2 separate regions of the Homo sapiens genome follow, and region 2 is linked to region 1. A link is an interaction called in ENCODE POLR2A ChIA-PET data of the cell type or tissue named here. Cell type or tissue: IMR-90. All regions are shown on one strand. Links, peaks and the distances in the headings refer to the core of each region. The heading gives the core; the rest is flanking DNA. Region 1 has its middle 81 kb from the start of LINC02541. Region 2 overlaps LINC02541 (long intergenic non-protein coding RNA 2541).

Evidence for each region. Peaks named below come from ENCODE experiments on the same cell type or tissue, not always from the same donor. Only the 100,000 strongest peaks of a DNase experiment are listed, where the experiment ranks them.
Region 2: POLR2A ChIA-PET joins it to region 1 with 11 read pairs; 8 of 35 experiments call an interaction of 5 or more read pairs at or near these places.

Annotation. Positions count from the first base shown.
Region 1 is chr6:113,728,457-113,733,722 of GRCh38, forward strand. No RefSeq gene overlaps it. Among named protein-coding and RNA genes, the nearest start is that of LINC02541, 81 kb to the left of the region's middle. In IMR-90, for the core only: no CTCF peak of the experiment used is centred there; no DNase peak of the experiment used is centred there.
Region 2 is chr6:113,642,762-113,648,261 of GRCh38, forward strand. The region is part of intron 1 of LINC02541 (long intergenic non-protein coding RNA 2541); the gene reads right to left. Among named protein-coding and RNA genes, the nearest start is that of LINC02541, 4.6 kb to the right of the region's middle. RefSeq lists enhancers at 239-771, 386-680, 592-661 and a silencer at 386-680. In IMR-90, for the core only: no CTCF peak of the experiment used is centred there; DNase peaks (open chromatin) are centred at 2,210 and 3,050; H3K27ac peaks cover 735 bases.

The sequences.
Region 1 (5,266 bases), core at 1-5,000:
TGGTGGCCATTAGCCATAGTTGGCTACTGACCATTTGTCTGAGTAAGTATAAAATACACACTTTAAGTATTAAATACAAGTGGACTTTGAAGATTTAGTATGATATCGTTTAATAATTTTTATATTATCATTTAATAATATCGTTTAATAATTTTTATATTAATTACATGCTGAAATGAAAATATTTTGGGTGTATTGGGTAAAATAAAATATATGAATAAAATTAATTTCACCTGTTTCTTATTCCTTCTTAATGCATATGTAGCTTATACTTGTGGCTTTCATTATATATATTTATATCTAGATATCTAGTGTAGATGTTAGTTCAGTCATGAAAAAGGAATGTTTTCTTATTTTAGAGTAGATGGGGCTAGCTGGGCAAAGATCTCCAGTGGCCATGTAACACCTGACACATCATATATTTACTTGCTTATTTATTATCTTTCTCTTTCCCCACTGGAAAATAAGGTTTCTGTAAATAAAATTTTATGGGCTGTTAACCCACAGTGTATGAAATAACTGAAAACCCAAAATGCATCTGGCCTCCTTCATTATGAGCAAAGCTTTGTATGAAGGCCATTTCAGTCTTTGTTCTTTAGGAATTGTGGGTTTCACTCACGTGGGTGATAGTGCAGCAGTTGCACAAGTGACATGTGCTGTAGAGTTGGGCCATCATCATTCCTTGAAAGAACTGTCCCTTCCAACGGAGTATCTAGGAAACTTTGGGGTCAACATTGTAGACTGTGGTTCAGCTTTGGTTTATGGCTTCCACATTGTTCCCTTTCTTTCGGGCCTCCTTCCTGGTGCTTAACGCAAAAATTTTCAAGTTGTACTTGACTCTTCTTTTTCTCTCACTCTCCAGTTCTAATTAATTGGTAAAGCTCTTTCTTCAGATTATTCCAGATTATACCCATTTCTCACTCTGCCACTGCCACTTTGGCCCACATCTCCCACACCTCCATAAATATAAGTCAGATCACGTCACTCTTCTGTATAGAATCAACCAATGTTTCCATTGCACTTAGACTAAAAGCCGAAGTGCTTACAATGGCTTTGAAGGCCTATCCAACTCCCATCCCCCAAGTTCTCACACCTCAGACTCCTAATGCTCTCCTCTGGCTCACTCTGCTCCAGTCCGTCTGGTCTCCACGTTGCCTCTTACACTCCCAGGCACACATCTCCCTCAGGGCTTTTGCACTTGCTGTTCCAGTTGCATGCAATGTCCTTTCTCCAAATATTTGTTTGGCTTGTTCCTTTACTGACTTCAAGTCTCTATTCAAATGTCATGTCTTCTTTGACCACCTATATAAAGTATGCCCTCTCCTCTTTACCTAATTAGGTTTTCTCCATAGATTTTATTGGCATAGGACATAAATACTCACTTGTTTTTTGGTTGTTTTTTTTTTTTGTCATTTCTTACTATTAGAACATTAGCTCCATGATTGTGAAGATTTTGCTTTCTTCATTGTTGTTTCCTCAGTGCCTAGACATGGCTTATATCAGAGGTGCTCAATAGATATTTGTTGGCCAGTCACGGTGGCTCATGCCTGTAATCCCAGCACTTTGGGAAGCTGAGGCAGGCAGATCACCTGCACATACATGCACATATATATGTATACACACATACATAATTGTACTGTTACAGTTATATGGTAAATATCTGTGGGTTAGTTGGAAAAAATAACACAACTTGAACTTTGCAGCCTTAACTCATCCGGTTAACTAGACCTGGAATACTCCTTCTTATGGGTTGGAATTCAACCAGGAGTTAGGGACCAGCCTGGGCAACACAGAAAAGCCCCATCTCTAAAAAAAATTAATGATAGGCCAAGCCTGGTGGCTCATGCCTGTAATCCCAGGACTTTGAGAGGCTGAAGCGGGTGAATCACCTGAGGTCAGGAGTTCAAGACCAACCTGGCCAACATGGTGAAACTCCATCTCTACTAAAAATACAAAAAAAATTAGCCGGGTGTGGTGGCACATGCCTGTAATCTCAGCTACTTGGGAGGCTGAGGCAGGAGAATCGCTTGAACCAGGGAGGTGGAGGTTGCAGTGAGCCGAGATCGCACCACTGCACTCCAGCGTGGGTAACAGAGTGAGACTCTGTCTCAAAAATAATAATAATAAATAAATAAATTAAATACATTTTTAAAGTAAAATAAAAAATAGAAAAAGAAATTATACCTAACCCTTAATCAAACAGTAACTTTACTGTATGCTGAAGCTCCACATCTTTTTTATTTTCTCTATTTTTATTTTATTTTTTATTTTAGTTTTTTTTAGAGGTGGGGTTTTACCATGTTGTCCAGGCTGGTCTTGAACTTCTGGGCTCAAGTGATCCAACCACCTCAGCCTCCCAAAGTGCTGGGATTATAGGTGTGAGCCACTGTGCCCAGCCCTCAAATCTTTTTTAAAAATACATAGTAACTATGTGACTTATTTTATTTTTCCTAGTCCTAGACGTTTAAGAAATGTTCCTATTCTTTCCTACCTCCATTTTTTGCAATTAGCCTGTAACACCTCAGGAGGGTTACGTTTTATTCAGCTTTTATTCCCTGCAGCCTGTAGCACAACTCTTTATGTAACAGGCACTCAATTATGTTTGCTGGATGGAATTTAAGATTAACAATAACAGACATAGTTGTCTGTGCCTGTAGTCCCAGCTACTCATGAGGCTGAGGTGGGAGGATTGCTTGAGCCTGGAAAATTGAGGCTGCAGTGAGCCGTGATCATGCCACTGAGTATAGTCACACTCTAGTCTGAGGAAAAGAAAGAGACCCTATCTCAAAAAAAAAAAAAAAAAAAAAAAAAAAAAAGAGGCCAGCTGGGACTACAGGCGCCCGCCACCACGTCCGGCTAATTTTTTGTATTTTTAGTAGAGACGGGGTTTCACCATGTTAGCCAGGATGGTCTCAATCTCCTGACCTCGTGATCTGCCCGCCTCGGCCTCCCAAAGTGCTGGGATTACAGGTGTGAGCCACCTCGCCCAGCAGCAGAATTCATTTCTAATTTAGATAAAGTCCACATTATATAAACTGGCTGTATGTGAGCATACATAAAGTTTATCCTGTTGATTTAAATTTTCCTACTGAGAATAATAACTATCTACAACTCCAACACCAGCATGTCTTCGGCCAGCTTGGTGTGTCCAGCCATAGCACCTTTTTTAACTAGTTTATTTGCTCTCTTTCTCTCCAAACATACTCTGTTTAGTGAAACTTTATTTTATGTTTCCCTTTAGTGTGAGGCACCACCCAGCCTCACACAAAGAAAGTTGTCTAGGGCTGAACCAAGGCGTGTGCTTCAACAGGGGAGGTTGTTTTCTAATTGCCTTTTTTCATCACTCACCTCCACGCCACTGAAGGACATACAAGTAGATTTTATTTTTAATTATTTTTCTTACTTTTTTGAGGGTGTGAAGTTGTATGTGTTGTTGTAATTCTAAGGGAAAAAAATAGCTCTAGAAAAGAAGCTATTTCTTTCTTTTTATTATTAAGAATAAGTTTTTTAAAAAAGGAACTGTCATTCCATTAAGGTCTTCATCTGTTAAAATTGTTCTGTGGACAGGAAGTTGAGGAATTTTTAAAGTTCTTTCCAAAAATTTGTTTTTTCTTAAGGAAAAGTGAAAAAAAAGATTTCCAGGTATCTCTCACTGTCTTATTCATCATTCAGACATTCTACTTTCATCTCAATACCACCATGAAATGAAACAAACTTGTATGAATGATATGTTACTGATCTAACCCCCAAAATCCTTTAAAGACAGGATTTCTTAATTTGTTCTCTCATTGGATAAATGCTCAAAGAATACACGGAGGTCTTTTAAGCTTAGTTGGAATCGACTTATTGGGCAAGTAATGAATCTGATTGTTATGTTAGCTTCCATGTCAGCAAAATAACAGATGTACAAGTATAATAGAGGAGAAAAAAAGTTGCTTTTGGATTGTTAGAGCAGGTGCTACATGAAAAAAAAAAATCACATGGAACTTTCTCAAGTGCATTTGGAAACACTTGGAAGGTAGCCAGGAGGAAAGTTCTCCTTCAATCCCTTGGACATCCAGTTGTGAGCCAGGATTAGGCTCCTGAACAGCTGAGTCAATGAGGACACTGACACCATGTCACTTCTTCAGCTCTTTATTCCTCCCTCACCCTCCAACAAAAGCAGCAGAGATTGCCCTCCCCCACTAGCACACACACATACACAGAGTCCAGCTGTCAGATATGGCTTTCAGGGAACACCAGACAGTGCTGAGTCCCAGTCCGGGGTGAAGGCAAGTTACCATGGTTCTCTGGCTATTATTGCGTTCAGCACATCAGGGAATGGAAATAAGTGCGCACATGTTCTAAAAGGCCCTTTGGGAAAAATCAGTGGGGCTGCATGGGAGACACAATGGCAGGCTTTGTCGCAGAGAAAGGATTTGGTCTGGCAAGCAACAGCAGTCCTGCTGGACACAGGGTTTGTCTGCACAGGCAGGATGGGAAAACCATGTGCAGGGTTTACAGAACATCCTCATTAGAAAAAAGTAGGGCATTTAGCATAATTAAAAGTCATCCTGAAGACATCAGGTAAGAGCCTGCTGTTTTTAATTAATTGTTCCTGTGATCCTATGACTTTAAAAGGAGTGCCGCTCTTGCCCATAGAGGTTTAGAATTACTTCAGAAACATAAGTCATTTAGTTGGGGGCAAAACAGCATCTGTGAAAGTTTGAAAAAGGCAAAAGAGGAAAGAGAGAAGAAAAAGTATGGGATAGTGAGAAAGAGTTGAAAATTATGAAGCTACTAATATATAATTTGCAAAGATTATCCTGTTGTGTTTTCATGCTCTGTGCCTTAATATCCTCACATCCAAACTACAAAGTTGGGGCAAAACAGCATCTGTGAAAGTTTGATAAAGGCAAAAGAGGAAAGAGAGAAGAAAAACTATGGGACAGTGAGAAAGAATTGAAAATTATGAAGCTACTAATATATAATTTGCAACGATTATCCTGTTGTCTTTTCATGCTCTGTGCCTTAACATCCTTGCATCCAAAATACAACTCCCCACTGACCTGCATCCTGCCTTGATATATAAATTAGTTTGGGGGAAAAATTCCCAGAGTCAAGGTTAAGAGAAAACAGCTGGGACATAAACTACGAGCCATGTGTCATAGATTTCTCCAAGTACGTAGAGTTTAAAAAAAAGAAAACCCTATTTTGAAGAGTCAGCATGTCCAGAACAGGTAGGGTGAACCAAGGACTTTATATGGTCTCCATATTCATGAAAATA
Region 2 (5,500 bases), core at 316-5,315, 85 kb before region 1:
CATAACGCATGGCCATGGACAAAAAGCAAAGAAGAGGAACAACCTGTGTTGGATGGAGGTGAGCTTTGATGTTTCCCCCTTGAGCTCATTGATATTTACCTTTCCTGGGCTGATGTGGAATTTGGATTCATTGGATGATTGCTCCACGCTCTCTTTGACCTTGTTTCTGAATGTGTATACAGAGTCCTGGGCTCCCCATGTATTGTTGTCATTTTTCCTTCCCTAACCTCCTTGCTCACCTATCCTTACCAAAACTCTTCCCCAAAATACCAGCTAAGCTAGTAATTCTTGAAAAATAACAAGGAAGTAGAATTTGAAATTGTTTTGATAACATCTGTGCAAACAGCTGCAAATTCTACAGATCACATCATCCTGAGGGCTGCAGTGTTTACAGTAACAAAGAGTCAAACCAAATATTTGCATCTGGGGCTTTACCTGTTAGAACAGCAGTGAAGAGTTCAAAGTCCAGGCTCAAGGCAACCATGGAGGGCTATCAGCAAGCTTTATGAGTGTTTCCCTCCAGGTTCCTAAGAGCTGACTCTTGGCCTTCTGCCAGCTCCTTTGAAATGGAGATATCAGCTCTCCTCATTCACTTATCAAAAACATGTCCATTTCTGGGCCAGATAAAATTGTTTGAGTGCTCATTTGAAATCCAAAGCAGCCATTCCTGCTTTGCTCCAGGAAGACATTTAAAGTTACAGACTGACAAAAGAAGAAAAATAATTGAGGACCCTTATCCACACCATCAACACCTCTTGTTTCCTTCCCAGAATTTGAACTGAAAACCCTAGTATGCAGTAATAACTCGGAAAATACCCGGACATTCTTCTGGGAACCCCCACCACATCTTTCTTTCATTCTTTGGATCATTATGAATCAGGATTTTAAAGGGAGTAACTTCATTTTGGTTTTGGTAGATTGAAATTAATTTAGGCCATTAGATGAAAGAAAGAGAAGGAGTGGAAATGTACTCATCCTATACTACCCCAAGTCTGGAAACATTACTCTTGAAAAATAAAATTCGTTTTAAATATAAGTTTAGCACAAATAATTCCCAGTGAAAAATAAACCCACATTTCTTCCAATAAAGAATATTGTAAGGCCCGGCGCAGTGGCTCACGCCTGTAATCTCAGCACTTTCAGAGGCCAAGGCAGGCAGATCACGACGTCAAGAGATGGAGACCATCCTGGCTAACATGGTGAAACCCCGTCTCTACTAAAAATACAAAAAATTAGCTGGGCATGGTGGCAGTCACCAGTAGTCCCAGCTACTCGAGAGGCTGAGGCAGGAGAATGGCGTGAACCCGGGAGGCAGAGCTTGCAGTGAGCCAAGATCATGCCACTGCACTCCAGCCTAGGCAACAGCGCGAGACTCCGTCTCAAAAAAAAAAAAGAATATTGTAACTAGTGGAACTTCATGTCATGCTAGAATGCGGAGTAGGTACCAGACACTTGCTGGTGAATTTTTGTGTAATACTGAAAAAAGAAGCATTATACAGGCACTGGGCAACTTACACTTTCAGAGTTTTCTGGGCTTTCCTGATGTACATATCAGACATATCACCTAAACAGAAAAATATGTGTCTACAAATCTAGTGTGTGTCTACTGGTTGTATACAATCTAACAAAGCAAAATTGACTATGTTTTAAAACTTTGTGCTTTAAATATTCATAGCATTTCCTCAATTATAGACTAAATATAGTTTCAGCCAAGTTTTGAGGATTAATAATAAAGAAAAATATCATTTATAATCTGATTTTACTTTTTGATAAATAACAAGCCAATATTTAGGGCTTGGAAAGTATTTTGCCAATTATTTTATTCCTCTCTAAACATATCACAGGATAGTTAAAAGCTGAAATATGTCCCATTTCTTGGAGGCTTACATTACCAAGTTTTCAAAAAAGCAGGATTTTTTTTTTATAGTCCTCAAGAGTATCCCTACAACCAACTTCAACTGGCCTGATAGCTTTGCAAGCCTCTGAGTCAAGGCTCAACAGCTGAAACAAAAAAGCCAGAGAATGGTCTATTCAACAGACTGAGGCATGTAAGAATAAAACAAAACTGCTTTATGCCATTACCAAAACTCCTAAATTATCTTTTCCTAACTATTTAAAAGCAATAAATGCAACTCCACAAAGCCTGAGAGACTTTCATAGTGCATGACTGTAGTCATTCCTCAGTTGGAGCCATGGGAAATACCACAAACCTCAGAGAATTGCACATATGTGGAAACTTTTCCCATAGAATTGTAGTAGGTGTGTGTTGTGGTTTAAGTCCCTTTATGACTAATGTAGTGGCTGATTTGTTTACGATTTCATTTCTTTTTTTTTTTTTTTTTTTTTTGAGATGGAGTCTTGCTCTGTTGCCCAGGCTGGAATGCTGTGGCGCAATCCTCCCTGGTTCAAGCAATTCTCCCTTCCTCAGCCTCCTGAGGATATCAGGCGCCGGCCACCACGTCAGGCTAATTTTTGTATTTTTAGTAGAAAAGAGGTTTCACCATGTTGGTCAGGCTGATCTCGAACTCCTGACCTCAGGTGATCTGCCCACCTCGGCCTCTCAAAGTATTGGGTTTACAGGCGTGGGCCACCACGCCTGACCAAGATTTCATTTCTTTTACGGGTCTCAGTGGCTACAAAACATTGCCATGAGGACTGTTTGTGGGGTTTTGGTTTCCGTTTCTGACCAGTGTACCAGTCCTTTTAGAAATGTGTCTCCCAAAGAAAGGACGAGAAAACTGCGGAGCAGGGAGGAGACCAGCAGAAGTCTAACTTGTGATTGTACCTCTCTGCCCTGAAGGGGAAATTTTCTTCCCAGTAATAAAAATGTGGTGGAGCCCAGATTCTTTATTCAGTTGAAGTTCCTTCCAAGAACAGCAAAGGGGGGCCTCAAGGTCTAAAGCTGCTTGGGCACGTTCACATTCACCCCTGGCCTCTGCAAGATGCAACCATGTGGCCTTGGGGAACAGTAAAAGCCGAGGTGTGTCAGGCCAGCCAGCTGACCATAAACTGTGCTTATCACACGAATGACTCCTTGTTTTCATGCTGAAAATATGCACCTCCTGGAAGCTCATCTTTCTTGGTCTGATGTGTGTGATGTGATTTACATCATGGAATGCAGGGGACATGTGCTCACAAGCATTCTGATTCAGGAATCAGGTTTCTATTATGTACTCCATTTGTATTGCCTTCTGCGGTGACCTTAATACATTTTTTTCTTTTTAATTTTGGACTTATTTTAGAGCAATTTATTTTCTATCAAATCCTAAGCCTAGAATGTCTACATGGAAGATAATTGCACTACAGTAAGCAAAATGTCCTGGAGCCTAATTTCACAAGTCTCATTTTCCTGCGGTCAGGGGGCCCTTGGCCTTGGTACCTAGGAAGGGCGCTCATGTGAGTAACTGAGTCATGAGAACATCCCCCTTGGCCTACTCTCTGGGCAGTTATCTTCTGCTGAGTGGTGTGTGGGTGAACATACATGGGGTCGCAAGCTCCTCAAAGAGATAAGACAGGTCTCATGGATACATCATGGATAGATTTGCCAGAACTAGTTATATTAATATATTGTGCTTCCTCCTGAGGCTGTGTTTGTATTCACTGAAGCTTACTTCTCAGGCAAATGTAGGGAGTAACAAATAAGCTTTATGTTCCTAGGAGTCAGGAAGTCTAGTTAGCATGGTTTAAAGCCTTCACCCTACATATATATATATATATATATTTTTTTTTTTTTTTTTTTTTTTTGAGATAGAGTCTTGCTCTGTCGCCCAGACTGGAGTGCAATGGCATGATCTCAGCTCACTGCAACCTCTGCCTCCAAGGTTCAAGCAATTCTCCTGCCTCAGCCTCCTGAGTAGCTGGGATTACAGGTATGCGCTACCATGCTCAGCTAAATTTGTATTTTTGGTAGAGACAGGGGGTTTCACCATGTTGGCCAGGCTGGTCTCGAACTCATGACCTCAAGCGACGCACCCACCTTGGCCTCCCAAAGTGCTGGAATTACAGGCGTGAGCCACTGCACCCAGCCTAGATAGTTGAGTTTAGTTTTTTGTTATTTTTTTCTCTGTAGGATCTCTGAGTCTTTAATATGCTAATGGGTATTATTGTAAGTTCTAAGTGTGTATAATGTATCCCAAGTTAGCATGACTATTGAATACTCCCCCACCCCAATAAAAGCCTATTATTATAACTTGAGCTATAAGTTTCCATAGAATATAGTTCAAAAGACCTCTTTCTAGAAGCAGAAGTTTTCTTCCTGCTCTAAAGTTCTATGAATTTACAAAAACAATGCAGAATTACACACTTTAATGGAGATATAAAAAGAGGTCCAGTTGATGATCTTATTGTAGCAATAAAGGATTTATATTGCATATAAACGTATTCACTATAGATAGTTTAAGCAGAAGAGTACTTATAACCAGTAGCTTATACCATGTAATTGAAGACCAAAAAACTAGTCTTGAATGCTACCAAGGAAAACCCAGGAAAAATGCCCAACCACATCAGTTTTCCTACCAAAAACACCTCTGCTGTTGCTGCTGACTTTTTGGCTCACATGGCACTAGAAAACAGAAGTGAAAACTCCACTAAAGCACCCCTGGAAGTACTACCCATGCCACTGTGCTTGCTGAAAGCTACAATTTCCCCCGTGTGTGTATGCTACCTAACCTTGCTTACTTCTGCCCCAAGCAGCACATTGTGGTAGGCAGAATTCTGAGATGCTCCCCAAGATTCCTGCTTCCTGACGTACACACCCTCTACAGTACTCTCTCCTTGAATGTGAGCAGGACATGTGAATACAATGGGATGTCACTCCCATAATTACATTCTATTATATGGCAAAAAAGGGTTTTGAAAATATAATTAAGGTGTCCAGTTAGTTGGCTGTGAATTAATCAAGAGTGAGATTATGTTGGGGTGAGCCTGACTTAATCAGGTGAGCAGTTAAAACAAAATAGAGATTCAAAGCCAAAGTCACTTTCCTGTTGGCTTTGAAGGAGAAAACTGCCATGTTGTGGAGAGGGCCACGTAGCAGAAAATGGCAAGAAGCCTCTAGGAGCTGTGAATGATCCCTCATTGATAGCCAGCAAGAAAGCAAAGACTTCAGTCCTACAACCACAGAAACGGAATTCTGCCAACAACCAAAAAGCCTGAAAATGATAACTGATAAGATTGTAGCCCTGGCCAACTTTTTTTTTTTTTTTTTTTTTTTTTTTTTTTTGAGATGGAGTCTCACACTGTTGCCTGGGCTGGAGTGCAATGGTGTGATGTCAGCTCACTGCAACCTCCGCCTCCTGGGTTCAAGCAATTCTCCTGCCTCAGCCTCCCAAGTAGCTGGGATTACAGGTGCCCTCCACCACACCCAGCTAACTTTTTGTATTTTTAGTAGAGACGGGTTTAAGCCATGTTGGCCAGGCTGGTCTCAACCTCCTGACCTCATGATCCGCCTGCCTTGGCCTCCCAAAGTGCTGGGATTACAGGCATGAGCCACCGCGCCTGG